2 separate regions of the Mus musculus genome follow, and region 1 is linked to region 2. The links are chromatin loops, found by intact Hi-C in ENCODE. Cell type or tissue: heart. All regions are shown on one strand. Links, peaks and the distances in the headings refer to the core of each region. The heading gives the core; the rest is flanking DNA. Region 1 holds the start of Fry (FRY microtubule binding protein). Region 2 overlaps Fry (FRY microtubule binding protein).

What was found. A loop is a pair of places that touch in the nucleus more often than their neighbours do. Peaks named below come from ENCODE experiments on the same cell type or tissue, not always from the same donor. Only the 100,000 strongest peaks of a DNase experiment are listed, where the experiment ranks them.
Region 1: a loop joins it to region 2, with 2.0 times the contacts of the local background. A loop is called at or near these places in 4 of 42 quality-filtered maps.

What each region holds. Positions count from the first base shown.
Region 1 is chr5:150,249,025-150,265,310 of GRCm38, reverse strand. It overlaps Fry (FRY microtubule binding protein), which reads right to left and starts at 5,381. Exons shown (of 61, transcript NM_172887.2): 1 at 4,973-5,381. The coding sequence starts at 5,042. In heart, for the core only: CTCF peaks have their summits at 5,629 and 7,363 (motif pointing left); a DNase peak (open chromatin) is centred at 5,450; H3K4me3 peaks cover 2,716 bases; H3K27ac peaks cover 3,173 bases.
Region 2 is chr5:150,359,876-150,376,161 of GRCm38, reverse strand. Fry (FRY microtubule binding protein) reads right to left here. Exons shown (of 61, transcript NM_172887.2): 11 at 14,946-15,047; 12 at 6,590-6,693; 13 at 5,927-6,035; 14 at 3,554-3,640. Among named protein-coding and RNA genes, the nearest start is that of Gm36299, 40 kb to the left of the region's middle. In heart, for the core only: CTCF peaks have their summits at 7,200 (motif pointing right), 8,943 (motif pointing right) and 11,158 (motif pointing right); no DNase peak of the experiment used is centred there; H3K27ac peaks cover 1,991 bases.

The sequences.
Region 1 (16,286 bases), core at 4,261-12,260, 110 kb after region 2:
AAGCACAGGCAAAGGAAACCAATAAAGAGGAGCAAGTTGGGGGGTGTGGGAGTGTGGGGGAAGGGGGCAAGAGATCACACAGCTATAAGGAAGTGAGAAGCTGGGGGGAGATTAGCCTATGGGCTGGAAAGAATTAGGGTGGGGCATGGTAAGAAGAGCTGGGAAGAGCCAGGATGCCAGCATGGACTCTGTAGCAGGTACATGTGTATCTGAGAGAGCCTGGAGGCCAGCATGCACTTGGGTACACTAGCAAGCATGACAAGTAGCCATTTGTCCCAAGTTTCTTTTGGACCTGACAACTACCACCTCCACTCCGTCTCAACAACAAAGCCAGCAATGGATCCCTTGGTGCTGGAGAACAGGGATGCTGGCATAGGGTACTGTTCTCATTAGGCTTATTAACCGCTTCAGCAGAAGTGACCCTGTGGTCACTTCCGAGGGTATGCCACTGCCAAATAGTGATGAGCTACAGTGACGTGCAGCCTCTCCCCTGCCCAATAAAGCCAACAGTCCTTGATCCTCCACCGAAAGGATCAAATGTTGGTATGTAGCTTAGTGGTAGAACATATGTTCCACTTGTATGAGTCCCTGAGTTCTAACACACACACACATACACACACACACACCACAGACACCCCCAAAATGTGTCTGTACTTGAACTGTACCTATTGATAGGTTCAGGCAACTCTATTAATATTAATTTTCCACATCTTTACTCTGATTCTATAAAAGGTCTTTCTCTTGGAGCCTTTGAGGCTCACCTGCCGTATATTTACACACCAACACTAAGTACAGTTCATTGTACTACCCATGATTTCTTTGGCTCAGCAACTAATGTCATCAAGCCAGCATTTCTGTGCTGAATAGATTTTCTCTCTCCCCTGTCCCCTGCCCCTGCCTCTGTCAGTGAAAGGGTCTTACACAGATGGGGGTAACCTTGAACTCCCTATCTATCTGCCTCTACCTCTGAAGTGCTGGGATTACAATCGTGAGCCACCAAGCTCAGTGGATATCGTCCTTATCCACAGAATTAACTCACTACACCTGGGAATCCTGACTCCGGTTCTGCTGACGCACACAAGTTTCCTTAGAACACCCTTAGCCATGGTGGGGCACACACCAATCTCTACGCAAAGAGGTTATTTAGTTCTTCCAGAGCTGTTCATCGTGTGGGGAGTTCTAAGGCCCTGAAAGATTGAGTGAACATAAAGATGTCCTCAGTGGGCAGCAAAGGCTGGCTAGGTTCCAGGGGAAGGGTGCACATCGCCCTGGAAGGAGCCAGGTGATTCTGAATATGCGCTATGCAGCTCATTGGGCCAGTGTTCCCTGGGCGTCATACGGTGGTTAGCAGCACAAGGAAGCCATTTAGGCTTTTCAGACGACTAAGTTGAACCCCACACACTCACTCTCTGTCTGTGTAAACTCTCCTCCCCTGTGAGGGAGCTTGAAGCTAGCCATTCCAAACTTCATCTGGAGTGATGCTAAAGGCCAAAGCAACTTCCTGCCACAGAGACACTCCCAAGCCAACTCCACAGAGCTCCACATTTAAGGAAGGGGGGAGGGGTTGATAGTGGTTGAGATAAAAAGGGAGGGTTAAGAGGGGGGGTTAAGTTTGAAAGTAAATCCGAATTGCCATCTCTCCTTAGACTTTTCTTGCCCAGGGGTGAAGTAAGTGTTGACCATTCATAAAATAATCCACTGAGGATGCCAAGGCGCAGGGAAGAAGGCAATCTAGGCCACATTTTAAGTTTAGGTTCAGAAGGCAAAGGAGTGCCAGAACACATCTGTATTATTTTAGCATTTATCAGACATTCTCGCAGTGTGTTAGATGTTGTCCCAAGTGCTGTGCCTGAACACCCCATGCCTACGAGGCACCCGTTACTTCTGCTTGCTTTTCACGGACGAGGAAATAGAGTCATTGGTTAATCGACGGCCACCCAAGCACAGGCCCCAGAAGACTGGCGGCAAGCCCCTCTGGCTCTGTGACTCGTAGTGAGGGACTGCCAGATTATGGGGTGGAGATGGGAACAGTCAGGGATGTGGGAACAAGTCCCTGAACTGCCGAAGACAGAGAGGGAAAGAAGAGAGAAGACGGGAGTGCAGGGGGTAGGGTGGAGGGGGGGGGGCACGGAAGATATTGCCCTGAGAAAGATTAGGAGATGATATTAAGAAGACCAAAGAATATTCTCAGTAGGGCTGAGAAGACCGTGGCTGTGGCCACAGACACCAAGGACAGCAAATGGTCAGCCCAGGAAGGTCTGGATACAGTGGAAGGAACACCGGGACAGTTGTCCAAGAAAGTTAGGGAAAAAGCTACACGGTGAGTCTGTATAAGAGGAAGTGACATTTCCAGACAGCAGGCTACTGCAAGTCCTTGCTTCATTCAAACCGAACGAAGGGCAGCCTGACAGGATGGGTGTGGTGTGTGTGGTGCCACAGGGGGGAAAAAAAAGTGTCTGAAGCCACCAAGTAGAAACCAATTCATCTCACCAGGCAGAGACCAGTTTGCTTAATTAGCTTGTTAATTCTTCTGATGAGACAAAGATGTATATATATAGTGACATTTTGCCCCACAACGTGCCCTTTCTCTATCAAATGGAAACATTAACCCATGAAAGTTTATGACGTCATCTTTCCCTTTACTACTGCCCAGCAGAAGTAGTCAGCTGTAGCTGCAGAGTTTGTTTCATTGCTTTTTAATTGCCGCACTTGTGTAAATAAGCACCACCACATAATTAGGGGGCTGGTTCTCCATTCAGGTATGTGGGCGGGCACCCTCGGCTTTCCAACCTGGCAAGCTGGGCATGCGCAAGCACGCAGTGAGCTGCTTGCCCCGCGGTACATCCTTTCAGCCAAGGTTAGACTCATAGGCGAAGCCCCGAGGCTCCTGTTTTCCACTCTGTGTTTTGTACAGGCAAATTCCTCTCTCTGTTCGCTACTGGAAAGGTGTAAAACTTCAGAGATGAGAACTGTGCCAACCAGGCTGGGCGCAGGTAAGAGTTACAACAAGCTCCAAAGGGGATAGGCAGCTAGTGCGAGACTCCCTTTCCTCTTTTAAGAAAGGGGTATAAACCATCCAGACCTGCCCCACCCTCAAGAACACTTGGATAATTACCACCTTCAGTCTCTCGAAATAAAGGAATTAGGACACCTGCTCGGGGCTCTGTCGTAATTGTCTCTTCCACATACCCCACAGCCTGGCATGTAGCAGGGTACTCAGTAAATCTTTCCTGAATGAACTGGGAGGATTTGAAATTATGTCACAGATACTCTCAAAGTTGAGATGGACAATAATTTTGAGTCATTTCTTGGTGTGGGGATGCTGGGAGAAAGTAAGGAGTTTAAAGAAGGTGAAGCGGTTACCTGTCCTTGGAAGACAGACAAGAAGAGAAGATTTTAGAGAAATCCCTCTAGGTATTGTACAACATAAAGCATAATTTCCCATCCTGAGTGAGGCACGGCAAAACCGGATAGAAAGAAGCAGGCTGTGGACTCGTCAAACAAGCTTAAAATCCACATCCTGATGTCACACTTGTAAGCGGGGGATTTTGTTGTTTGGTTGTTTGTTTTTCCATTGAGATAAACTGCTCTCTGGAGTGTCCAGTCTGTCAAATTATTTTCATTAATCAGAGGGTCACCAGACAAAGGAAGATTCGTATGTGAGTCTGTGAGTATGGAGTATCCGGAAAATGAACCCAAGTTAAAAGATTTATGGCTTCAACAAAGCAGCAGCACTACTCCCAAATGGCCTCCCGCTTGTACAGAAACACTCCAGACAAGCCCCCTAGTGCACAGTGGGGCTCCCTGAGCTGGGGAAAATGGCTTCTGTGGAGATCATCCACAGATGCAACCCCCAAATATCTTTGGACAGGCGCTTCAGCTTTCTCAAAACAATCTAGCCCAAGTTCTCTTGCCTAGGTTTGTTTACATAAAAAGGATTTTTAGCTACAGGTCATTCGTGGAGGATACGTTCGGTACCCCTCAGGGTTCCAGGTAGGTTAATTAGTATATACCCAATAAAATATAGAAAATAATTTTTAGAAACAAAATTTTAATGCAAAACAGTCGAGAGCGTCTAAAAGATCTGTCAGTCATTTGGCACAAAATCAGCACAAAAGCAGATGCATCAATAAGACTCTGTTTTTAAAGTGTGCAGAAAAATGCAAGGTATCCCTGAACATCTGAAAGGCCTCATTCTGATTTCTAACCCAGACCCAGGATGGCTTAGAGGTTGCCTTTTTGAAATAGTGAATTGCTAACAATTTTTATATAGGTCCGAAATGCAACTTCAGAACCATGATATTTTTATAGCCTAAGGAACCATCTGGGTCAGACCCATACTTGTTTACATTTCAGAAGCACGCTTGTACTAGAGCAACTAAGACCTCTAGAAGCTGGAACAGATAAACAGCCTTCTGAACACCATGCACAGGTACCAGGGATAGACCAAATGGATCTGCAGACCAGTTTGTGCCTAACAAAGATGAGTCTTAGGTTTTGGACTTCCAAGTCGTTTTCCCTCTTCAGACAATTACAATAATTGTCAATAATACAATAATTGTTAATAAGACAATTACAAAGTACTCTCTACCCTGCCACACCCCTTCGGCTAAGCTGCACTTCACAAAATATTTAGATGAAGCCTGAACACAGCAAACAAACACCAGGCAGGCAATGCAGCCTGGCATGCCGAACCTGCCCTCCCCAGAGTCAGAAGGGCCGCATCTCTGGAAATTCTAAGGAAAAAAAAATCTATTAATTTTATTGCAGCCTTCAAAGTTGAGCAGGGATAGTTCAGACACTGACGTTTTTGATTTTCACAGCAGATGGAGAGAGAGAGAGAGAGAGAGAGAAACTTCCTCAGCTCACAAACATATGTGTCCAGTTGAGATATGATTGCTCCAACCTTAGCAGCATCCAGAAAACAAAACCAAAAAAAAAATTATATATATATATATTTTCTATCACTCACCGTTACTCCAGGATTTCAGTAAATATTTGATACTGATTTCAAAGAAGCCGGAATCCTGCTGGCTGGCCATGTCTGCCTCATACAAAGAAGCCCCTAGGACTAGAAGCTGCAGTTGGAGGAGCAGGTACCGGGCGTGGAGATGTGCCTGTCACAGGTTAGTGATGTAAGCGAGGGTCAGAAGCAAACGGCCACGCTCCTCATTTAAAGGACACCGGGAGAGGGATGCTCAACCTCTTCTCCTCTTCCTCCTCCTCCGGGGCCAGGGCTGGCTTCTTATTTGCTGGGTGCTGATCTCCCTTGCAAGCCTTCAGAGGCAGAGGCCTCAGCCGCTTTCATTTCAGAGCTGACATAAGCAGCAATGCCTGCCTACTGCCTGCGGCCGCCCACATGCTCAGCCACAGCCAGGTATGGTGGCAGAGTCCCCACCCGCACTGTGAGCTGCTGCTGCACCCGGGTGGACAGATGTCTGGGCCTCCTGGCTGCCCACCCTGCAGCCCCCCGCTGAGGGATGGACTGAAGCCCCGCCCCCAGCCCCTTCCTTTCTCAACCTGAGCTCCCACCCAGCTTCCACCTCCCAGCTCGCTAGGGGAGGGACTAGGAATTTGCCAGCTGCCTGAGGCTCCTCGGTGCAGAAAGGTTGGCAGGCGGCAGCCCGGGGTGTGCTCGGGCTGCGATTTCCCCTTGTGTCTGTCCCTGAAAACACTCAACTGCGGCACTCTGCGGTAAGCCAGCTGCACCCTTGCATTTGGAAGCAGCGGCGTTTGGGGAGGGGTGTGTGAGTGTGTGTGTGTGTGTGTGTGTGTGTATGTGTGTGTGTGTGTGTGTGTATGGGGGGGGGGGGGGGGATTCTGTCATCGCTGCAACCGAGAAGCCAGACGCCTGCCTGCCTGGCCTTTCCTTCCTTCTCTGGGATGTGCAGACGGGGATCCGCATTTTGTGCAATACAGGCTTTTTGAGGGGCACCCTAGCCTCAAAGCCTGAAGGGAAGGAACACATGCTTAGTCGGCTTGCCTAGCGAACGCCCGGATTCCACCATGGACCGGTTTCTTCATGTTGTCATTTCTAAGACTCACACAGACCAACACACCTTATTTCATAAGCACGAAGGAGCTAGGATGCAAAGGCATTAGGCGCCTGCCTTCTCCTTAATTCTTGGTATCATGTGTCCTGATTTCAGTCGGCTTTGTTTCTCACAACTAATAGGCTTAGTGGAGGGATTAAATAAGAGAATTGTATTTTGACAACGATGGAACCTCTGTCAGGTGAGGTTTGACCAGCCATTTCGAAAGCCACTGGGCCCTCTTTTCCTCAGCATATCTATGACTGGAAGTTTCCAATAGAATGAATTATAATGTAGTAATTATTTAACGCCGCCGCCCCCCTCCCCCCCGCCCGGGCACACAAACGTACAAATTCCGTCCTCCAGCCAACACACAAACAAGACTTCCTAGTTCCTCTCCTAATTCATTCGAGAAACGAAAGGACAGTATACTTTTTTTTTTTCTAGCAAAGAACTTTAAAAACCAATTAAATGCCACTTCTAGAAATGTCCTGGTTTACCTGTGAATGTGGATATGGATACAGTACAGGATACACTCCTATACTCAATGCTTCAGCTTCCTGAAATCCTTCATCAGACTGAGGTCTCCCTAATTCACATGCATACTTCAGTGATGAGTTCATTTTTTTTTTAATCAGCTGTACCGAGAATGTACGAGATCTATGTAAAAGATGATTGGAAGGCTTTCCTTCAAAAATATCCATTAATAACTGGGTTGGCACTCCCCCATCTTACACAGCACTGAAAGAACAAGCCACAGGGGTACTGAGAAAAATGCTACATTGGCTCTCCCAGGGCCCCAGTCTCACCTGGCACCAGCTAGCTTCACTTGCATTGAAGCCTAAGGGAAATTATTAACTTTGCTAAACCTTGGACCCTCATTTATACAGTAGGCATACTCAATGCACCCATTTATACAGTGGGCATAATCAAGGCAACATTTCCTTGCACACAGCACTCTCATATTCCATTACTTAGTGAACCAATAGTAATAGTAAGTAGTGGGGGAGAGCAGGTTGTGATAAGCAAACAAGCTACTCTATATCGCCACTATAAATATTTATGGTTCGTTTGTTTTTGAGACAGGGTCTCTCTTTGTCTCCCTGGCTGTCCTGGAAATGACTATGTAGACCGCCTGACTCTACCACCTAAGTGCTGAGGTTACAGGTGTGCACCACCACACCCAGCCTTAAATACATAAACTTTTTACATCTTAATTTGGGACTTGAGAAAGGGCTCAGCTGTTCTTGAGGAGGACCCATATACAGTACCCAGCATCCCCAAACATCAGTAATTCTGGTTCCGGGGGTTGCAGCGCCTTCTTCTGGCCTCCACAGGTACTGCATGCACAGATACACATGCGGGCAAAACACTCGTATACATAAAGTAGAAATGAATAAATCCTTTAGAAAACTCCCAACACAGGTTTTAAAATTTTTCGGTGGTGCTCTGAGCCTACTTCCTGGTCACTCCATGCATTTCAAAGGAAACGATGATAAAGACTTAAAGCTAGTTAGGAGAAAAAAAAATGGCATTTAGTTTTTCCTGTGAAGAGTGAATTGGCTGTTCTGTATCAGGCTCCACACTTTTATTTTAGTAAGTGGACATACATCCTAAATAAACAGAAGAGGCCTTCTGCTCTGCTCAAAGTCTGGCCCATCAAAGGGAACGAAACCTGCTGCAAGCTGGGACAAGACCAGCTTCTTTTGTCCAGTTTTCTTGGGGAGGGGCTCATTTAAAAAAAAATACAAAAACAAACCTGAAGGCACCTAAACTACTTTGAAGTAGAACAATAAAATCAGAATCTGTCCCTGGCTTGCTCCCTGACTTCCACTGTCATTTAAGACAACCTATAGCTATCTCAGTTCTCACGTCCCTAAAAGTCCTGAGCCGTCTCTGGAGACAGCGAACAGGCACTGGGGGCTGAACGAAAGATAAGAGGGGGAATGATGGAGAGCAGCCAGAAATGAATGGTTTCAAAGAGTAGGGTGTGTGTGTGTGTGTGTGTGTGTGTGTGACAGAAACAGAGAGACAGAGAGACAGACAGACATAAAAAAGAGTCAGAGGAGAGAGAGACAGAGGCAGAGACAGAGGAGAGAAAGATGGAGAAAGAGAGACAGAAAGAAAGGCAGAGACAGAGGCACAGGAGAAACAGAGGAGAGAGAGAAAGATGGAGATAGACAAAGACAGAGGAGGGAGAGAGAGGAGAAGAGAGAGAAAGAGAGATAGAGACAGAAAGTAGCCTGAGACAGGGGCTAGCAACTGACGAGAGCATCTATGTTTATAGAATATAAATTCCTTGCTAAAATACACATTTTAAAATCATATTTAATCCTCACTTCAAACCTGCAAGCTGGGGAGGGACTAAGAGTAGATGAGAAAAATTGAGGTTTAAAGAAATATAAGGTGAAAGTCACCTAGCTAATAAAATGTATGTCTAGCTCATTTAGTCACTCATTGTTGATAAATCGTCACCATCATCTCTACCACCACCACCACCATCATCATCATCACCATCACTTTTAATTGTAAACCAGATTGAGGGTCGACTTCCTCAGAGAATGTTCAGGGAAGAGACACCCAGAATCCCTGATAGCGGACAGCCTATTCACCACCCACTTCCCTGGCTTTTTCCTGGTTGAAGAATTGTTCCCCGGAGCTTTGCAGTACCCTGAGGAGCCTAGAGAGAGATGCCATTATTCCTCACAGTAATCTGATCCACTGTACAGGTCGTGTCTCTCCAGGGACCCCTGACCCACAGTGGAGGTCGGATGGCTGTTGAGAAAATTCCAGCCAGGTGCTGTTCTCCATGTGAAGGGTGGAAGGGCTCTTCCTACCCTGCTGTGGGATGGAGCCAGCTGAGGACTCAGTCCAGGGGCAGCACATGTATTTTATAACCAAGACACAGGTCTGGACAGGTGGGTGTGCTGGATGGCACGGAAAGAACAAATTTTCCAAGAAGGGGGTGATCAACATGACCCCAGAATCCCCACTTATGAGGTGACAGTGCAGGATGAGGCTGGTAAAGGGTGCTCAGACTGAGTCTCAGAATTGATGCCACCCTCCCCAATCCCCCGTCACAACTGTCTGCTTCTCTCATCTCCCCCCTCCTGTTCATGCCTACTGAGGGTTATCTGCTCAGTATCAGAAGCACAATTGGGGGCCACCAAGATGGCTCTGTTGGAAAAGGTGACTGCCACCAAGCCCAGTGAGTTTGATCCCTGGGACCCACGTGGTGGAAGAGAGAACCAAGTCCCACAAGCTGTCTTCTGACTTTCATATATGTGCCATAGCATACATTTGCACATGGACACACACACAGACAGACAGACAGACAGACAGACAAATAAATGTGACAAAAGCGCAGCGCGTTTACATTTTAATTCATAATTTATTTATGTTTTCCTAGCATTTTTTTGAACAATTTCTTGAGGCTAAAATGGTGGTCTTCAGAAGTAAACTAGGACACCAAAGCTAGGCCGTCTGGATGCTTGCCTACCTCCGAAGCTGTTACTCAGTGGTTTCCAAGCTTGAGATGACAGGGCTGGAGTGGAGTATGCCCCCTTTCCCTGTGGACGGGTGTAGGTGAGGACCACGAGCTGTCACCATCACTGAGTGTACACTCACATAACAAACATTAGGCAGAAGAATCCAGAAAGATAAAACCACAAAGGCTACATCAGCAAACCTGAAGCCACCGCGAGCATGCTATAGTTCCATGATGACACATGATCTAAGAGCTGTTTGGAGGGGCCAGTATCGTGGCTTGCCACTAACCCCTGTAACTTGGGATGCAACCCCAGAACCCACAGGGCCAGAGGAAAGAACCAACTTGTATAGGTTGACGCCTAACCACCAAATGTGCTATATAGTGTGTACATGTCCACAGACCAACAAATAAATGCATTAAAAAACAACAACAACAACAACAACAACAAAAACGGGGGCTGGAGAGATGGTTCAGTGGTTAAGAGCACTGACTACTCTTCCAGAGGTCCTGAGTTCAATTCCCAGCAACCACATGGTGGCTCACAACCATCTGTAATGCGATCTGACGCCCTCTTCTGGTGTGTCTGAAGACAGCTACAGTGTACTCATATAAATAAATAAATAAACAAAACAAAATAAACAAACACTGGCTTTGTTCTGAGGAAAATTAAGCACCTCCTAGACTGAGTTAAAACATTAGTGACGACGATTTCAGGTTTCATTTTGCAGAGCTGGGGAATCAAACTCAGGGCCTCAGAAGTACCAGGCACGAGGTTCCCCAACTGAGACATATGCCCAGGTCATCACTCTTCTTCACAGAGTGGGATGAAATAGAAATCTCACCAAGAGAAACCCTAAGAGTCAAGTGTTACAATAAACAATACAATTTTCTCTGACTGGGAGGACCCCTGCGAAATCATCCACCAGAACCAGGAACCTGTTCCTTAAGTCTCCACCCCTCAGACACAGAACCGCTGGGAACCCCCACCCCTCAGGCACAGAGGAACCCCCACCCCTCAGACACAGAACCGCTGGGAACCCCCACCCCTCAGGCACAGAGGAACCCCCACCCCTCAGGCACAGAGCCGCTCAGAATCCCCACCCCTCAGGCACAGAACCGCTGAGAACCCCCACCCCTCAGGCACAGAACAGCTGGGAACCTCCGCCCCTCAGACACAGAACCGCTGGGAACCCCCACCCCTCAGCCACAGAACCGCTGGGAACCCCCGCCCCTCAGACACAGAACAGCTGGGAACCTCCGCCCCTCAGACACAGAAGTGCTCAGAACCCGATTTGTGAGTGTGGAAAACACTGACCTCATTCCGCTCCACAGCGAATAATTTTCTCCCCCCAGTGGATTGAAATACATTTAACTTTTTTGAATGCAACAGAATTTCATTAAGGCAGAGTTAGTTGTTGAATGGATTCAGACACAAACAAGGAAAAATCATGTTTCCTAAAACAGCTTTCATTTAAAAGATAGCAGCTTTAAATCCCTTTTTACCCAGCTCCTCGGCAAAGGCGTTTTCGAAGGAACCAGGCACCGGGACAGATGAACTAGATATGGGTCCCGCACACAGGGAAGTCTTCCTAAGCAGAAAGCAACAAGGGACCCTTAGAAATGCCAGCAGAAAACAAGGGAGCGTGAACCACCCCATCCCCTGCTCAGCACAGGGACCAGCCCTCCAGATGCCATTGCCACCCAAGGTGACAGGGGACAGTTACTGTGCACTTAACAGCCTCAGGCCACATCATGTCACAGAAACCAAGCTGAATCAAAGATGCGGCTCCTAGCACCTTGGACTGGCCTGGGACTAGCATTAGAACACACACTGGAGTTGTGGTACCAGCTACCTCAGGCTTCTACTCTTAGAAAGGAGAAGCAGGCCTCTCCATAGACTCTGCTCAGATACTGAACTGTGAGTTTAAGAAAAGATACCAATAATCTATGAGTTAGAAAGAGGGAGTGAGGCGCCATATGCCAGAGCTGAGTCTGTGCTGTGTACACACAGCAAAGTCCTTACGCATTTCCTCGCCTATTTTCTTGTCTGTCAACAACGTGGATCGCACAGACCTGCCAGCCATTGAGCATTTAGGTAAATGACAAGTGTCCGGTACAAAATGTCCCTGTAAGCCCAGAGTCAGAGAAAGAAAAGCAAGAGGAAGGGGTGCTGCCTGCTGCAGAGGGAGGGGCCCCTGACATGTTCCCCTACCCTGCCACGCCCCCCTGCTGGCTACCAAGGTAACTTTCATGGACCAATCTACACCTGTGTATCTGCAGCTTGTTATTTATTTAAGATTTTATCTCGTTATGTATAGGTATTTATTTTACCTGCATATACGGGTGCATGTTCACTATGTATATCCAGGGTCTAAGGAGTCCCGGAGAGGTCACTGGATCCTCTGGAAGTATGGCTACAGATTGTTGTGAGCCACCATGCCAGTGCTGGAAACCGAACCTGGATCCTTGGCAAACGCAGCCATTCTTTCCAGCTCAGGTATTTGAACATGTAGTTCAGGTTGGTGGTGCTTTTTAGGATGGTTATGGAATCTTCAGATGGCACAGCCTGGCTGGAGGAAGTACGTCACTGGAGGCAGGCTTTGCGAACTTGTAGTTCCGCCCACTTCCGTTTCCTTCTGTTACCTATTGTGGTCTCAGATGTGACCAGCTTCCTGCTCCGGCCGGGTGGTCCCCACCATCATAGTCTCTAACCCTCTGGAACCATAGTGTTATTTTAAATAAGCTTTCTTTCTTAAAATGCTTCCGGTTGCCGGGCGTGGTAGCGCACGCCTTTAATCTCAGCACTTGGGAGGCAGAGGCAGGTGGATTTCTGAGTTCGAGGCCAGCCTGGTCTACAAAGTGAGTTCCAGGACAGCCAGGGTTACACAGAGAAACCCTGTCTCGAAAAAAAAACAAAAAACAAACAAACAAACAAAAACAACAACAAAAAAATGCTTCCGGCTGTGCATTTTATTATGGCAGCAGAAAAGGAAGCAATACATGCTCACATTACACACACCCAGTGATGCTTTTTTTCTGCATGTAATCACGTGTTTACAGTGACTTACCAACAACGGCTGATAAACCAGGGATTGGGAAGGCTCGCTCTGCTTCTGATTTGGTCCTGGTGCTACACGATCCTGGGCAAATCATTTCTTCAAAATCATCTACCAGTTTCTGTATTCGGGCTGACATTTGATTTTTTTCATATTTGGAGGGAGGAGCCAGAGTTAGAGGAAAACAGAGTAGTGTGTGATGAATGGCATCAACCCACCTTCTCGATGCCTTCTGGATAAGGCAAATGTTAGAGGTATCCGTGAAGGTTACACACATCGGCGGGCTTGCTGGTGGCTCGAGAAACGCAAAGCTGGGGGTCGGTGGGGGCGGGGCCCAAGAAAGATAAATCAATATTGAAGCAGGCAGGTGGCTTACTCGTCTCGTGATCAGCTTGGAGGAAGCGATAGAACTAGACACCACGAAACTCCGATTAACCCACTGTAGAGAGAAATAGCTAAAGCCGGGTTATTCTTACTGAGCTTAAGGAGACGGAAAGTGAAGCAGACAGTGTCATTCACCTGGAACCCACACTCTAAAAAGAAGAGCTATGGCCACCTCTCGAACCACTGACTCTACCTTCAGAGTCAATGACTCTACCTTCAGAGCCTCCCAGTATATAAATGAAGCTTCCTGGTACTGAACCCCACTTCCCGCCTTTTAGACCGTGGATGTTGAGCCTTAGGACAGTGGGTAATAGAAATGTTCATACATCAGCTTCCCCGCTGTAGGCAGGGTTTGGACACACTGGGGAGCATATGTTACTGACAAGCCATCTCTGGAGGCCAGAAAGTCTTAGACGCATGTTTTTAGAAAGGGTGGGACATCCCCAACCTATGTGAGCAGACAGGCAAGGCTTTGTGTGGGAGGGTGGGGCTGTCAGAAGCTGGACCAGGGAAGGTTGCTGCTCCGGAGAGAGGTTCCAACTGCCAAGCTCAGTGGCGACAGAGTCAGAGGGGGAGAGAGAGAAATGGGCTTTGCAGACAGGCAGGCTGGGTGAGGTCACCCAGAGAGGCCCAAGGAAATGCCAGGGTAGGGCCATGATTCTGTCCCTCAGAGGCATTAGCCAGAAGAAAATGCACATTCAGGGGCAGACCCTACCCCCTCAAGCCACAACTATCTACCTACACCTTTGACCTACTCTTTCTCATCCATGAAATGCTCAAAACGATCTCATTTACGTGAAGCCGGTTCATCATCTCAAAGGAGAGTTTGTGGGTGGGAAGGCTTGCACTCCCAGGGTGCTCAGTGCTCCATCAGGAAAAGAATCAGACTTGTAAGAGAGCAGGGGTCAGCAGGACTGCGGTGGTTCGCACTTTTAATCCCAGCCCTTGGGAGGCAGAGGCAGATAGATGTCTGAGTTCAAGACCAACCTGAGTGACAGAATAAGTTCCAGGATAGCCAGGACTACACAGAGAAACCCCCTGTCTCAAAAAACCAGAGAGAGAGAGAGAGAGAGAGAGAGAGAGAGAGAGAGAGAGAGAGAGAGAGAGAGAGAGACCTTCTCTTTGACACCTGGTCACAGGACTTTCAGTGTTCAGTTTAGGGACAGGCTATGAGTGCCCTGCTCTGTAAATGGCTATCCACCAACTCCAGGAATGTATTAGTGGTTTGCCTGAGATTTATCCAAATGTCATTCCCACCCCTGGATAAATACAGGATGGGCGGCGACTACAGCGGGAGAAATACTCCACCCTGCTTCAAGACCTATTTTCCACCTTCGTTTTTCTCCAATTAGCTTTTTTTTCCCCCTGCTTTGAAATTCTGTTTAGATACCAGCCTTGTCCACGAACCCTTCCCTCTGCAGAGCACTTTTTGCATACAATTTTCATTGTGGTGATTAAGACAGCCAGTAGCTAAAGACTAAGGAAAGATCAGAGATGTGGCCTCTTATTAGAATTCTCAGGAGGAAGAGCCTATGGCAAGCCTTTCTCATAATGAGGATTTTATTAATTATAAGGTGAGTTTGCAACAAACTCATCAGTCCTTCCTCCGCTGTCTTTTAATCTAGTGTTAATGGTGAGGAAATCAGCATCAAACTTAAGCGGAAATGACTGCCTTTAGTTGCCTTGAATACTATTCAAATCAGCCCTCAGCCCTGATGTGACCGGTGATACCCAACATAGCAGCAACTGCCACTCTAAAATCTGAATAATTAGCTAAGAATAAGTGGGAAATTGATTTCGATACCGTGTTTTCTTTAACCCAGTATGCTACATTACCACTCCAGTACACACTAGGTATAAAACTTATTGGCATGACATTTGATTTCTCTTAGCATTAAATATTTAAATATGCCGTGTGTTTTACAGCACTTCTAAACCACATTCCAAGGGCACGTGTACCAGTGGCTAATGGCTCCCTTCTTTGACGGACAAGTTCTGGAAGGCTCTCAAGTACTTTTGTGCTGCAAATCTGTGTGTGTGTGTGTGTGTGTGTGTGTGTGTGTATGACGTGGGTGAGGGTTAGGTGCTCTATGGATGTGTTTGTGTGGTTTCATGCATACATGTGTGTGCACATGTACAGAGGCATGAGGTTGACCTCAGGTGTCTTCCTCTATGGTTCTCCAATTTATTTTCTGAGTGAGACAGGGTATGTCATCAAACATGGAGCTCACTGTTGGCTAGCCAGTGATCTTTAGGGATCTGCTGGTCTCTGCTTCTGGAGTGTTGAGGACCCTGGAGTCAGGAACTGAGGCAGAGACCACAGAAGAACGCTGCTTACTGGTTTGCTTCCTCTGGCTTGCTCAAGTTCCTTCCTTATACAGCCAGGCCCACCTACCCAGAGATACAGTGCTCACAGGGGCTGTTCCACATCAATCAGCAATTAAAAAAATGCCCCATTGACATGCCTATAAGCCAGAGTGACCGAAGTGAGCCCCTCTCTTCCCAAGTACGTCTGGGCTCACGCCATGTTGACAAAAACTAACCAGCACAGTCACAGATCTTATAAACTTGTTTATAAGAAATAGTTGGGGCTGGAGAGATGGCTCAGCAGTTAAGAGCACTAGCTGCTCTTCCAGAGGTCCTGAGTTCAATTCCCAGCAACCACATGGTGACTCACAGCCATCTGTAATGGTACCTAATGACCTCTTCTGGTGTGTCTTAAGATAGCAACAGTGTTCCCACATACATAAAATAAATACATAATTATCTAAAAAAAAAAAAAGAAATATACAGAATAGGCGAAGTCAGAGACGGAGTGCGGACTGCTATTGCCAGGGCGACAGGGAAGGATGTAGGGGATCTGGTTTGTAGGTGTGGGAAGCCACATGTGCCGTTGCAGAGTGGCACTGACTACTGCTGGCCACCACGCATAAGTTTGGACAAACAACCAATGTGTACATATGCAATAAAGTTTTTTGCAAAGACACTGCCTGGCCCAGGCATGATAATGAGGTTCTGTAAGGTACTGAGAGTATAACCAATCAGATGTGAGACATGCAAATGAGGTATGATAATGAGGTTCTGTAAGGTACTGAGAGAGAGTAACCAATCGGATGTGAGACATGCAAATGAGGTATGATAATGAGGCTCTGTGAGGTACTGAGAGAAAGTAGCCAATCAGATGAGGAACATGCAAATGAGGCGTAGTGCATAACCAATCCAGGTGTGAGACACGCCTCTCCTAGGCCTATAAAAGCAGCACCAGTTCTGGGCTTGGGGTCTTTTCACCTCTACAATCAAGCTCTCCCAATAAACGTGTGCAGA
Region 2 (16,286 bases), core at 4,523-12,522:
TCTTTCCCTTCCTTTTCCTTTTCCTTTTTTAAATAGTGATATCTTTGTTTGTGCTAATGTTGTTTTCTATGTTACAGGGTCTCACGTTGCCAAGGTTGGCCTTGAACTCCCTATATAATCAAGGATAACCATGGACTCCTGATTCTCCTGCCTCGTCTCTCAAATGCTGCAGGATTATAAGTGTGTCCCACCAAGCACGGATTTTTTTTTGCAGTTTTCTACCATATTTGCTCATGGATAAAAACAGCTTTATCCTTTCATTTCCAATCTGTCAGCACACAGGGTTCTTCCTTGCCTCTAGCACTGAGTAGGACCTCCAATTCCATGTTCTTTTAGATCAGGGCAAAAGAGTGAGAAACTGACGGCCTAGAAGTTCATGTCACAGATATGTCACGTCTCATGACGATGGGCATACAGTACATATTCCAGGCCCCAATTCAGTAAGACAGTTATCAAGACACTCCCCAACTGTTGAGTTCATGCTCAACACAGTTGGTATTAGGATAACCCTTTATGTCTCCGAGCCTTGCTACACAAACTATTCCAAAAACATTATTTAAGAGCCATTATGGAGTCAGGGATGATAATGTTAGCCTATAGTTTCTTTACTTCAGAGGCTGGGACAGGTCATGCTCAGCGATACAGCAAGTTCAAGACCAGTGCGAGACCCTATGGAATCACACAATCAACAGATAAGCAAGCCCTAACAGGCCAATCTCTAAGAAACTGTACCCAATAGCAGCATTTTTCATCACTGTTAGGAAACACTAACTTCTGTTTTCTGACTGCTGAATGCCTGTGTCTGAATGGGATCTGTATAGGGAAGTGAGAAACCCAAAGTTATATCTCGAGTGAATGTGTGTGTGTGTGTGTGTGTGTGTGTGTGTGTGTGCGTACATAAGCTGGCCATCTCAAAGACCCCAGAGTCTCAGACCCATGGAGGAATGCAAAGCCTTTCCCCCTGGAGTGAGGACCAGAGGGAAATGGCAAAGACTTCCTCAGTGGGACAAGTGTGAGTACTGCCAGTGTGTACAGAATATGTCTGCTATATATAGTTTTCTCCCCATTGGACGTTTATGGCCTAAAGGCTGCTCCCCTACAGAGGCTGCTCCTACTGAGAGCTAAACCTCTCCCCTTGATCCGGCTACCTCCTTGTTTATCTGTAAGTAATAACCCTGCTTCCTTTGTCCAGCTGTATGCTATAACCCTGCCTCGCTGTTCAGCTCTGTAATAAACATGCTGAGCTTCCAGAATGTTGTGGCTTCTTCAGTTAAGAGCCCAGACCACCCAGATCCCAGATTTCTATCCTGGATTCCTCTGTGTCTGTCTTTTCTTCATTACCTCTCTGCCCCAGTCAGGCCTTTCCCCGAGCCAAGCTGGCTGTGTGTAGTCTGATGGCTTCTAACTGTCAGCTGCTAATAGGCAAATGCTTCTATTCCCCCTACAAGAGGAAGAGACATGGAAGGGAGCTGGCAAGCTGATTCAGTGGGCAAAGGTGCTTACCGCCAAACCTGGCGATTTAAGTTTGAGCTTCCTGACCCACGTGGTAGAAGGAGAGAACTGGCTTCCCAAGTTGTCTTTTGACCTCCACACTCCACTATGACGCAAGCATGTGTGCGCAGACACCCAATGAATAAATTACACTAGGTGACGTTAATAAAGATAAAGAGATGTAAAAGACCCAAATCTTTTTTTTTTTTTTTCCTACTGGATTCTCCCTTTAAACCACAATTTCGGCTGCTCTTCACAGATGGATCAGCCAACGAGCCATTGACTGGGCCAAGAGTTCATAGACAGACCCAAGGATAAACGTTAGAGGTGGTGGTGACCGCGAGCGCTCTGCTTGTTTGGGACGGGTCTTGCTAAGCAGGCCAGTCTGGGCTTAGACTCACCATCCGGCTGCCTCAGTCTCCAAAGGACTGAGATGGCAGGTGAGTGTGACTATACTCAGTATATGGAAGCAGCATCAGAGATGTTCGCTTTAGACATGTGTGCTGGCTAGTTCTATGTCAACTTAACACAAGCCGGGGGAGGGGGGGGCACTGGAGAGGAGGGAGAATCAATTAAGAAAATGCCTTCATAGGATCGGTCTGTAGGCATTTATTTAAATTAGTGATTGATGTGGGAGGGCCTAGCCTGTTGTAGGTGGGGCCACCCTGGGCTAGTGGTCCTGGGTTCTATAAGAAAGCAGGCTGAGCAAGCCATGAGGAGCCAGTATAAAGCACCCTCCATGGCCTCTGCTTCAGCTCCTGCCCCCAGGTTTCTGCGCAGTTTGATCTCCGGTTCTGACTTCCCTCAGTGATGGATTATGATGTGGAGTGTAAGCCAAATAAACCCTTTCCTCCCCAACTTGCTTTTGGTCATGACGTTCCAGCAACAGTAATCCTGACTGGGACAACAATAATTCGGAGTATTACCGAGTAACCCAGTAATTCTGAGAATTATTAAAATAGTAGATTTATGACTACTGAGAAATGAAAAAGATGTTGAGAATGTCGCCGGCAAGAGAAATCTGCCACTGTCCAGCTCAGGGCCTCCATCTGGCCCTGGATTTGACCTCCTCTTGAGCTGCTGACTGTGACAGCAACAACTCACAGAGGCCTGTGAGGTCATCAGCCACCAGACAATGCAGGGTATGGTGGGAAGGGGGAGGGGATGCAGGGATGGTTTGGGGGCAGCTAACAAGCTATGCTGGGCCTCGGTCCTTTGGACCAATTTCCTTGGAATGAAGGAGTCAGGATATTACAGATGACAGAGATACGTGTTCAGGGATATGTTCTCTGGCACAGGATATTTTTCTTCTCCTTTGCTTTACTTTCTTTATCCTCCTCCCCTTCATGCCCTTTTTAGCCTGCAATGCTTTAGTCCAGACCCACTCTTCTGTGAAGGAACCCAGGAAAGTACTCTGTCCATTTTACCAATGGAATAGCTGAGAGTCACAAGTAAATGTCACACACCTAGAAAAGGCAGTGGCACCCCACCACAAGTGGTAGACTTGGTTTCCGGGCTTTGGACCCAGCATTCTTTGAAGTCATTGCACAGAATAAGGGCTGCAGGAAGGCAGCCGGGCTGGCAGGGTTCTATTGGCTGAGGGTGGTTTCTTTTAAGTGTAAGACTGGATTACCAGTCATTTGCAGAGCCAAGGATTCCCTGTGTGTGGGGAGCTGGGATATGGTCACAGTACCAAGCGCCTGTGTCCTGTTCCCTAATCCCATTGTGTTGAAGCAACCTCGCCACTACCACATTTACTCATCTGTTTCAACACAGTCTTTGAAGTGAGAATGATTCCATTAAAAAGGAGAGAGGCCCCATAGCACACAGGTTCTGGGTCCACCTCAATCAGCTCTCCTCAAATTTTACCTCTGAAAAACTGACCCTCAAATTTGGACACGAGCAGGAACAGACAGAAAAATCTTCAGAGGTGTTCCCCTGCCCCGCCCCCATTGGAGCCCCGCCCCCATCGGAGCCCTGCCCCATTGGGGCCCGAGACTTTCAGAGCAAAGGTATGGGCTCTATGAACGTGTGCTCTGTTCCCATGGAAAGTTATTCATACCTCTGGGTTGAGACTGAAAGCTTTGGCTGGTTTTCCCACACAGAGAAAGTCAAAAATAATTTCCTTCATTGCAAAGTCCAGACGTTCCTGGAGGGGGTTGGGGGTGGGGGAGAAAAATAGAATAAAATAAAAACATGAGACGCCAAGAATAACAAAAAATGCAAATTAACACCACATGCAGCAAACAGGTGGCTTCTGGAAGGGCTACTGCCTAGTGTTATGGGTCACGGAGAGCCCCCGAAGGAAGATCAGGGCCACCAGAACTGTCCAGGGAGCCACCATGATGCAGCAACACACAGAATTGAGCACAGTAAGGCTGGAGGTACAGATACCAAGTCAACAGGACACCTGGGCGTCTGAACCAGAAACAGCCTAGGTTCTTCCAGCTTGTATGATATATGTTGATAGTGTTTTTAAACTCAGCTGAGAAATATATTCTTAATGGCTGTACTGGCTTGTTTTGTGTGTCAACTTGACACAAGCTGGAGTTATCACAGAGAAAGGAGCCTCCCTTGAGGAAATGCCTCCATGAGATCCAGCTGTAAGGCGTTTTCTCAATTAGTGATCAAGGGGGGAAAGGCCCATTGTGGGTGGTGCCATCCCTGGGCTGGTAGTCCTGGGTTCTATAAGAGAGCAGGTGAGCAAGCCAGGGGACGAAAGCCATTATGTAACATCCCTCCATGGCCTCTGCACCAGCTCCTGCTTCCTGACCTGCTTGAGTTCCAGTCCTGACTTCCTTTGGTGATGAACAGCAATGTGGAAAGTGTAAGCTGAATAAACCCTTTCCTCCCCAACTTGCGTCTTGGTCATGATGTTTGTGCAGGAATAGAAACCCTGACTAAGACGATGGTATCACTACAAAATGACTGTTTTCCTCTACCATTTAACATTGAAAAAAAATCCTCTGACTTCTTTATAAAAATCAAACTCAAGGGGGAAGAAGAATTAACACTTGAGATAGAACATTTAAGGTGGAGCCTGGTCATACACATCATTGACTGCTATTATATGACATGCTCATTTTATACACACTATTCCACAATAGGCAAACCACATATACTTTGAGGCTACATTTGAAAATTCATATGAAATTTTCCACTGGCAGAGTGAGGAGTGCACTTTCTCTAGGGATACGTATTAAAGAGTTCTCTCATTGGTCACAATAGAGAGATGCTACTTTCCAGTCTCTGCTCTGAACCACTTATCTGTATATTAATATCAACTGTACTTCAGCAGCATTTGCATGCCTATAATTTCCTTCAGCCATATACTATTCTGAGGCATAAATGGGCAAAAACTTCTACCCTTGCTTTACAGATAAATTAGAAACTGAGACAGAAGATATTTTTTAGTTTGAGGTTTGCTTTGTGACAGAGGCCCAGCAAGTGCAGGAGACCCCCAGTGCCTCCATAAGTCACAGAGGTCAAACTGAGGGTAAAAAATTTACTCACCAAGTATCTGAAAAAGAAAGAGATAAGTTCAGTATGGTGGTGCTTGCCTCTGAGCCCAGCATGTGGGAGGCAGAGATAGGTGAGTTAAAGTCAGCCTGGTGTACAGAGCTAGTTATAGGCTAGCCAGGGTTAAATAATGAGACATTGTTTCAAATCAGTAAATAAGTAAACACACACACCAGTGAATAAATGAAACAGTAGCCTTGGGGAGCAATTCAGCAGTAGAGTATACCCCTGGTATGAGCAGGGATCCTGGGCTTAGTCCACCAACCCCTTCCCCACATAAATGATCTAAGTAAAAAATCTTAAGTTTGAATAATAGATCACAGCCAAGCCAGCTTCAATATTACTGGAGTCTGTTTAAAAGTAAATTAATTCATGTGTAAACTGCTTAGAATAGTTTTGAACAAAGGAATAAAGTGGGTAAATGATAATTTCCCCATGAAATTATTTTCTCCCCATAGAGAAACATTAGAAAATTGCTATTTACTCCTCAACTGCACTAAATCATCTTTTCAAATTAGATTAAAGTTCTGCCAAATATCAGAGCCTTTGACTCCTCTTTACTTGCGGAATACAGAGCAGAGATCTGTGGAAAGTGGGAAGGGGAGACTTAAGAGCGTCACAAGAGTTTCCTCTGTTCTGTTGTGATTGGGGCTGACCCAGGCAGGCCCTTATCTGTGCTACAGAGGTTTTACGGCTGGGCTTTGTAGCCTTGGAGGAATCAGTTAAACTTCATCTCTCAGTTTACTTCCTAGAGGCCAAAGGCATTCAACATATCCACGGACTGTTGTGAAGCAAAAGAATAGGCTGTGTGGAGAAGCAATCCCTTTCTAAGAGGTCAGGATGTATGAAGGATCGTTGCGGGCTGTTTACGCGATTACTACGCCTGAGGGGGCCGCTGCAGACATACGGGCGTTACCTGGGCGATGAACTGGATAATCTTCACAAAGATATTCAGAGGCATATCCCTGGGTACCACGCCGCGGGACCCTTTGGGGAAAAGCGTGGTGGTGATGGTTATGAGTCGGCTGCAAGATAAGGGCAGGCGAAAAAGAGAAAACAAGCAAGGTTGGCTGAGATCTAGTTGTCAGGGGATGATGCAAATTTCATCTTAGTATCAGAGGACAAAGAACAAACAAACAAACAAACAAACAGAAAACAAACAAACAACCCCCCCCCAAAAAAAAACCAAACCAAACCAACTCATCCCTTTCCATTGGCACAATTACTCTTAGGAAGAGGTTCTATTTTTTCTTTTCTTTTTCTTTTTTGGAAAACCCAGGGCAGCTAGAAAAATAATAGACAGCTATTTCTTTCCTTAAAGTGCTGCATGCTGCACAGAAGCAGACCCTGTGCAGACCCTGTCCCAGAGGAGGCTGCTAAAGACCTACTGCTAAGACAGTGGTGAAGTTCTGGCTCTGAGCAGGTTTTAGCCAGGCCAGGTCGGGAAGCCATAAAAGAGAACCCCGGGCATGGTGTGGTGGCTGAGCACGCCTGACTCTAGCGCCCTGCAAGGGCACCCGGCTCACCCTGCGTGTGCCCAGCTCACCTGTCATGCTCGCTCACGCCCACCCGGCCTTACCTCTGAGTGGCCGTGTTGCTTTCACATTTGATTCGAATCATGTAAACCCACAGTAATCTGTAGAGAGATTCCAAGGCAACGCGAGCCATTTTGGGGTCTTTATTCTGTAACAGAATGCAAACTGTAAGGTTACTAGTTGAATGCACACTATGTAGGAGGGTCTTTCCTAAGCGTGGGGAGGGCCAACCGGGTTGGAGGCAGGCACATACAAGGCATATGTCACCATCTGGGTCACCTGAACCATCTGCCTCCTGGTGTTCACTGGATAAATAACCCATGGTTATGATCATGATAGTGAGACAGGGGAATGTCACAGGAAGCCCTCGCTCTGTCTTTTGCCAAAATGGAAATTCAGGAGGTGCCAGGCAACCAGTATAATGGCATAGCATTTACAGAAGAGTTGGATGGTCTTCCCATGATAGATGATGTCTTTTCATGCAGTTATTGTTCTGATTTTTCTATTCTCCATTGCATCTGAATTACTCTTGAATACTTAGTGAGACTAAGATATACTACATACTATACTAAAACCTAGACATGGAGAAAAAATATTTTAAGTTTTTTTTTTTTTTAATTTAATGTATGAGTATCTTTGAGTACACTTGTGTGCCAGAAGGGGGCCCAAGATCTCATTACAGATGGTTGTGAGCCACCACGTGGTTGCTAGGAATTGAACTCAGGACCTCTGGAAGAACAGGCAGTGCTCTTAACCACGTGAGCTATCTCTCTAGCCCTAGCTCCTGTTTCTTAAGGTAGGATAGGAGAGTATTTGTATCTTTATCTTTTCCCAGTTTGTTTCATTACTAATATTACTAGGTTATACTATACACTATCGAAATATATAATAAATACAGCAAATATTAATAAGAAAATTAACTAATACTGATATGGTAATAGTAATTATTGCATATTATTATTTATTACTATGTATCTGTATCTGCTCCTAGCTTATTTTATTTATTTATTCATTGTTCTATTTGTCCACCCAAATGTGAATACAATAGTAATTTAATTAATATAGTCATAATACATTTTAATAACTGGCACATCTACTTTCCACTGTCCATGACTTTTTAAGTACTTCCACCGTCAGACCCAGCTGTAGTACGCCCAGCTGTAGTACGCCTGTACATTTACGCAGACTCCACACCCTGGTTGACTTAGGCCATAGGACTGGACCTGGTCACATCACAGAGAAGAATGCACATCAATGGTCCCTGCAGCATCCAGCAATGGGAAATAGATAGAAAAAAATGCCATAAATAATAAATAGGATTTCTTCTCAGCCATAAAGAGGTGCAAAGCTAAGTTAACTGTAGGCAAACAGGAGCGATTGGAGATAACCAAATTGAGAGGATTAAGCCAGTCCCAGAAAGGCAATGTTACATGTTCTTGTTCATATTTGTGATCCTAAGTTTTATGTAGTCACATAAAGCTTGTGAATATTAAATAAAAGTAGAAGTGAAATTACCTGGGAGACAGAGGGGATTGATAAGGAATAAGGGGAAGGGGAAAAGTGGGTAGGAGGAATGGGGTGTGCATGGGAAGTATAACTCAAAATACAGTATATACCTATAAGAAAATTTAAAGAAAAAAAGAAATTGCACAATAGGGTTTATGGGTGTAGCTTCTGGATTAAATGCCGGCCCATAGTACTCAACGCTTAAATCTAGTACCCAGCACCAGATTTTAAAAAACAATAAGAGCAACAGATATATTAATATTTAAAGGCAAATTTTTTTTACAAAAGTTTTTCATATTCTCGAATGCTTACCCTTCTATGTAAATGTTACATGTACTTGTCTAGCTTAAAGTGGGGTGGGATCCAGTTTTTGAGAAGTGCCTGTTTATATACAATTTAAAAATTTTTTGCATGCTAATGATCTGATTTGTACAATGCTTTGATTTGTTAAATTGGGTTGTAACTAATGAAGTTACATGTATATTCTCCTTTCATTTAACCAGACTATGCAGTCTGACCCACATCAGCAACTGTCTGTCTCTGGTGTTCTTGCTTAATGATGAAAAGCAGCCTCTGAACTCAGCTGGTGTGGGTATGAATCTACCTGCCTCTAGTCTCAGTGGGTCCATCTCTCCCTTACAAAGTTCCCTTTTCAGTGTGTCTAGTGCACAGTTAAGTCACCTGAAATTCTCGCATAAACCAGTGCTCAAACTGTGAACCATGAAAGCCTATATCTTCTCAACCTGACTGCGGACTGAGATCTCCAGTTCCAGTGGCTTTTCTCAATGCCTTTTGGGTTAATTTCAACTTAAAAAAATGGTATGTGTATAAACGTTAGCCTGCATATATGTAAGGGTACCACATGGGTGCAATACCTGCAGAAACCAGAAGAGGGCATCGAATACCCAAACTGCCATTAGAGATGGTTGTGAGTTGCCCTGTGGGTGCTGGGAATTGAACTCAGGACCTTCAGAAGAGCAGTGAGTGCTCTTAACCACTGAGCCATCTCTCTAGCCCCTATCTGTTCATTCTTTAGGAACAGTATTTTCTATTGTACTAAACAAATATTCTGATTGTTCCTAAAATTTGAACAGCAACGTGGTTGGCTTAAATTTGTATTTGTTCTGCCCAGAGAGTAGGTAGTGGTATCTGACTTTGCCATTTCAGGATGCTATCAGTGATGCCTGCATCCAGCCTGTCTCCTCTCTTTTAATCTCTGTACAGTCAAATAATACCCCAAGAATACAAGAAATAAGTTACGTTTTGTATTTAAAGCCCTCCTGAGGCATATGAACTTGAGGGGCATTATGGATCTGCCCACCAGGACCACTTCTGCCCCCACCTCATGGTAAGGCACCCTTCATATCATAGCATCCTTCTGCAACTCCCTAAATTGCCCTAGCAAACTCTACGAGGAAGATCCTGCCTGGCCAGCAAGCCCCAGATACCACCCTTCTTACATATAACCCACTCTTTCCATTCCTTCCATGGGACCTGCAGATGCTCTTAACCATCCAGCCAGCTCAGTAAGGGAATTTCTTGACCTCTAAGGTTTCTTTATTTCCTTTAAAAAAAAATCTGGGCCTCACTGGGACATTATTTTATTGTTATTGTTCAAGAAAAGAGAATTTAGGCTAGAGAAGTGGCTCAGGGGTTAAGAGCACTGGCTACTCTTCCAGAGGTCCTGAGTTCAATTCCCAGTGATCACACAGTGGCTCACAAACATCTGTAATGGGATCTGATGCCCTCTTCTGGTGTGACAGCGACAGTGTGCTCACATACATGAAATAAATAAATAAATAAATAAATCTTTTTTTTTTTTTTTTTTTTTAAGAAAAAGAAAAGAGAATTTGAAATGGTTCCAACTAGACAGCTTGGAGCATAAAAAATCAGCATGCAGTAATCAGTGCAATGAACATGACTTTCTGAAAGTACCAGTAACTTTTCAAAGCCTGTCCCCTCGTTTCCAGTTAAGTGTTGTATGATTGACACAAACGTAGGCATCAATTGTATACTCTCTTCCTCTCTCTCTCTACCTCTTGCTCTCAGGATATCCAGACTCTAACCTAAGACACAACAGACAGAAATCACTGACCAGGAGTGACTGAAGGATGATACCTCAATGACAAGGAACTGAAAGTCCCCATCACTCCACAGTGATAAATATGGGTGACTACGTTAACTAAGTATAAATACCAAAGACTTCCTGCCTGTGCTCCCAAGGCAGCCTGCTCCTCCCAGCCTGTCCTGTCTCATGCTGTAGACAGACTAAGGCATCAATGTTAAATGGGTGGGTTTACTTTGAGAACATGCGACTGTGTGCACAGCTCTCTTCCTCACACAAGTCACTCTGACCCTCATCAGCTTGGCTCTGCAGAACATACCAGCGGAAGCTACCAGGGTAACATGGAGGATGCAAATGCTGGGCTCCTCACCCTGAAGCATCTGGGGGAGTAGGGGAGAAGATTATGAAGGGGGTACATGCGGTAGGGTCTGGTCCCTTCTCAAATGGAATTGTGTAACAGAAAATAAAAACCCCCGAAGCTATTTAAGGTAAAGTTTATATTCGAAGCCAAGTTTTCTTCAGGCATCTCCTCCCTATTGAATGTGTAAGATGGGGGTTAGAATGTGTTCTATGTATTAATGACATTAGGAACAGTCACATCTAATTCGTACTGGGCTCAGATTTAAACATAAACGATATGACTTTATTCTGCTTGGAATTCATCAAGCAATTTTTGAATATCCTTTTCCATTAGGGCATTGGCTTCTAGCAGTTTACCATCCATATAGATAACCTAGCATTTATTTATGAATTTAGAATCAGGGTCTTGTTATGTATCACAGGCTGGCTTAAAGATATATATAGTTCAGGCTGTGATATAGAACAAGACCCTGTTATTAAATGAAATAACAGGGTCTTTTACTTTTATTCATTTTATAAATGAAAGAAGTCAAGATGGGAAGGTGGGAAGCAAGGAGGCTGGGAAGATGGCAAGTCTCTTGCTTCAGGCTTCCTAATTCTGGGATCACAGGTGCCCATTCTCATACCTGGATTTCATTACATTTTAAAGATTCATACTTTAAGTGTGTATGTGTGAGCATGGGTGCAGGTGCCCATGCAGGCCAGAAGAGGGTGTCAGATCTCATGAGCTGCAGTTACAGGTGGTTATGGGCTACTCACTGAGTCCAATCCTTGCCCTTATCTTGGCTAACAAGTTGCTCTTCCATGTTTCCTGGGATACAAGACTTCTACAAAATTCAACCCAGAGCTCTTCACAGATGAAGTCTGTCCAGGGCTCACATTTGACACAGGGTTCTTCCCCTGTGCATCCCACTCCGTGACAGCAACAGTGGGCATGGTGCACACCCTGGAGATTGGAACTGGAGTTTGGAACGTGTTCCAGTCTGTGTAGCACTGATCCCACAGGTTCATCCTGATCTTACAGCTTCTAGTTTTAGAACCTTCTATCGTGAAATGCCTGTGTAGGGAAACATTGTCTGAGCCTACACTTGTGTCTTTCCAGGGGCAGCTTATAACCCTTTACTTGTTTTTTTTTTTTTTTTTCTGCCAAGCTTTTACAGGAGCACTAAAGAATATTCTAATTTTGAAATCATTAATTTTCAGAGTAAGCTGCCCTGCTCTGTTTCAAAAGCAACTTGGGTCAACCCCAAAATGGCTCTTTGGGCCACAGCAATAAATCATCGTACAAAATATTTTAATGTTTAACCCCAGATGTATTCAATATATCCAGAGAGCTGTGTTATAAAGCATTCTTAATCATCAAACATAAATTCTACCCTAGTTGCTTCCCGTTGCATGTGATAGAACATGGACCAAAAGCAACTTGGGGAAAGAAAAGGTTTTCGGCCTATAACTTACAGTCAGTCCATCATTTGGCCAAGGTAGGAACCTGTGGGGCCATGAAAGGCAGCCTATTTTGATTGAATGAGGCTTGCTCTGGCGACCCAGTAGAAAACTCTACAAGGGTCAGAACAGCGAGCCACGTTCCCAGAGACAGGTGCCTGACATCACAGAGCCCCCAACTCCATAATTCTGTGACTATCAGTCATGCAGACAATGTCCCAAGCTTTTGGCATTCTGGCTAGACTCCAACCCCACAGTTACCTGACTATATAGCCAGGTATGCTCCTCCCCACAGTTACCTGACAACAGCAAGATAGCCCAGTCCACTATAAAAGGGGCTGCTTGGCCCCTCCTCTCCTTCTCTCTCTCCCTTCCCCCTTCTCTCCACATGGCCATGACTGGTGGTCTCCCTCTTTCTACCTTTTCTACCTTCTCTCCTTTTCCCTGCTTTTCTACAATAAAGCTGTAAAACCATAGACTGTCTTTGCTCATCAAGGCCCACTGTGCTTGAACGATGGGATAGGCTTTCTCCTAATGAGCCACAACTAACCTCCTGCTGGAAGGCCTTCCTGTGCTCCAGCCACAGACAGGACCAAGGACTCTCAGCGCATGGGAACCACCCAGCACCCCCTCTCTCCCTGCAGCCCTGGGGATGACCGAGTGGTGTTTAGCGGTATCTGGGATGCCTGAGACTGAGAACCTAGGACTGCCCCATTGTGCACCCTCTGCTGAGCTGGGGTCCAGTGGCTTCCCCCAGCCAGACACCCACCCGGGGCTGTGTGGAATGCACGTGTCAGTCCTCCCGCATCTTCCCACCCACAGCACAGGAACTCTGGCGGGAGGCGGGTTTTCTCCCACTCCCTTTATTCCCTCACACCCATTGCCCAAGAGGAACCAGAGGCAGGGAGCAATGCAGAGTCTGCAGAGGGGTGATGCTTAACTGGTTCACTGGCTTGCTCCGCGTGCTTTCTTACATTTTTGGTTGTGAGTCTAACCTTTAGTGTCTGAGCCACTTCTCAGCCCTCAGCCTACTTTCGTATAGGACCTAGGGACATCTGCCCAGGGGTGGCACTGCCCACCATGGGCTCGCCCTGCCCAATCCGTCATTAATCAAGAAGATTCCACAGACTTGCCCATAGGCCAACCTGATGAGGTCAATTCCTTAGCTGAAGTTTGCTCTTCCTACACCACTCTCACTTATGTCCTGATGACAAAAGCTAACTATTCTGTGTTAGTTTTGAACAAAATGGCCACTTTACATCTTAAAAGATACACTGTAAATATTAGAATTTGTAACTGAATATATTGGCTGGTTTTGTGTCGAATTGACACAGCTGGAGTTATCACAGAGAAAGGAGCCTCCCTTGAGGAAATGCCACCATGAGATCCAGCTGTAAAGCATTTTCTCAATTAGTGATCAAGGGGGGGAAGGGTCCATTGTGGGTGGTGCCATCCCTGGGCTGGTAGTCCTGGGTTCTATAAGAAAGCAAGCTGAGCAAGCCAGTGGAAGCAAGCCAGTAAGTAACGTCCCTCCATGGCCTCTGCATCAGCTCCTGCTTCCTGACCTGCTTGAGTTCTAGTCCTGACTTCCTTTAGTGATGAACAATAATGTGGAAGTGTAAGCTGAATAAACCCTTTCCTCCCCAACTTGCTTTTGGTCATGATGTTTGTGCAGGAATAGAAACCCTGACTAAGACACTGAGTTTCCTCAATAGGGAAAGTGGTACAGGGAGGCCTTTAGCTGGTGCAGCCGATGCCCGGGAGTGGACACTGTGTAACCACCGCTGACCCTGAAAGGCATTTCAGTTTGCCCGTCCCTGAGAGTGTCATTTTCTACCAGCTACTATTAGATTTCGTTGCCAACTTGAAGGAAATGAATGATTGCAATCTTGGATTTCATAATCAGTTCTTAGAGCCAGGACATAGTCAGCGCTGAGATCAGGCCCATGTACACTATTATATAATTACAGTAAATAACAAAATAACATAATTAATCTTAACTACTTCTCTAAATTAAAATGTCTTGAGGGGAAAACATACATATACACAAAATGAGGCAACATGTATAAGCATATGCAAGAAATTTTAGTTATTATTATTTTTTTAATGAAAGTAGCAAATATTGGGCCAGTGATAGAAGCTGAGCCACAGCTTTGGAATTTGTGACCAATTCTCTTGATTTGCACTTATCTGCTTTATTTTGTAAAATAATTTATAAAGATTCACTTATTTTAGTTTATGCGCCTAAGTATCTTGCCTGCATGTGCATCTATGCACCACCTATGTGTTAGGCATCCACAGAGGGCATCAGATCTCCTCCACCTAGAGTTGTCACAACTGTGACAGACATTTGTGAGTCACCATGGGGATGCTGGGAATTGAACCTAGATCCTAGGAAGAGCAGCTAACACTCTCAACTACTGAGCCATCTTTCCTGGTTTCCTTTTTTTGAAAATAAAAAAGGTCTTGCTATATAGTTCAGTTTAGCCTCAACTTTGTGATCCTCAGCTTCTCCAGGGTTTGAATTACTGGCAAGCATCAACACACCAGGAGAATCTGTTCTCATGTTATAGAGGGTTCTCATCTAGCTGCCCTGTGTAGTCACTAAAATTGAAAGAATGTTCCTATTTGATTCAAAGTCAATTTCAAAGCCAATTATTATAACTATTTATTATAGCTCCTTGGTCCCAGGGGCTGTGGCTTTACGCATCTTATCCCCCAACACCTGTGCTCTCTGCCTGAAGAGCAGTAAGTGTTTAGTATACAGATCACAAGCAAGAATGGCAGGAGGCAATGCCCTCTGCCAGAGCAATCCTTCCACAGAACAGAGCTTTTGTTTCCAAAATATCTACCTCGACCAAAAGGGACAGAGGTGTCACAGGGTATCTGAGATAATTTCACATGTCCAGATCAGCTAAGTAAAATGATCATTTCATTTCCTATCACTTAGATGCACGAGACGACAATTATATACCAAGATTCATACATAGATACGGTGGTTTTAATTCGAGTTGACAAATACTGACCTTAAGGTTGGACAAGCAGTTGTTGAGGAAAACATGCCACCTGTTGAGGAACAGCTGCTTCTGACTGACACAGAGGAGACAGGTCACCAGTGGGTATAAGGCCTGAGGAGACAGGAGTGGAGGCTGCAGGGTGACTGGCAGCTCAACAGACCAGGAAACACACATTCACTGCGCCCAAAGCTTCAGCATGTCCTCTGTGGCCACGCGGCCTCAAATAAATGCAATGCACGCTGTACAAACACAAGAACTCATGGGCGCTTCCTGATGATGACTGCATAGAATCATCTAGAACTCCAGCTAGTATTATACATACAGTAAGATGTCTGTTTCAGGTCCAATGATACGGAAAGCTGATTGACTGACTAGCTTCGTTTTCACTTACAAACTCTCAAAGCAAACTTAGAAGTTTAGATTATGCTCTCAACCACCATAGAAATAAAACCACTATTATGCCAGTTTTTTTCTGTCAATTTAACACAAACTAGAGTCACTCAGGAAGAGAAAGCTAACTGAGGAACTGCCTCCATCAGACTGGTCTGTGTTTATGGGACATTGTCTTGATCATTAATTAACACAGGAGGACACAGCCCACTGTGGGCGATGCCATCCCTAGACAGATGGGTCCTGGGCTATATAAAAAAAAGCAGTTGCGCGAGCAAGCTCAGGGGAGCAAGCCAGTAAGTAGCATTCCTCCATGGTCTCCGCCTCAGTTAATGCCTCCAGAGCCTGCCTTGACTTCTCTCCATAATGGATTATAACTTGTAAGCTAAATAAATGGTTCTTTTTCCTCTTCTGCTCTTGGTCAGTGTTTTACCACAGGAACAGAGAAGCTAGGGCAGCCATGAGGGCACACTCAGTTTGAAAATGTTATTGGCTTTCTCACTCAAAAAATACCTAGTAGTCTGTCTTTGTCTTAGCAGCAGGTGTGTGTGTGTACATTTATATGCAGAAGAAAGTAAATATATTTATATATATTTACCTTTTCCTGAAATCTTCCTGTAATTAAGGGGGATTCCTGAAAGAGCGCTTATGGTCCTGCTATAAACACTACCAAGACAAATGTAAGCGCGGCAGGAATTTGTTCATGACAGAATAAACAGAGGTGCTACTGTGCTTTTCCTGTCTAACTAGGCCCCTCTGCCACAGCAACTGGAAAGACGACAAAGATAGCAACAGGCAGCCATCCAAAGAACACGAACACACAGCTCACCATCATTTTCCTTAGCCAGGTAGCACACACCTCGAGGGCTAAGGGAGATTTAAAGGGAAACACACCTATTCCCTTGAACTAGCAAAAAACAATGACTGATGGATGAGCTCCTGTGGTCCACACTTCAAATT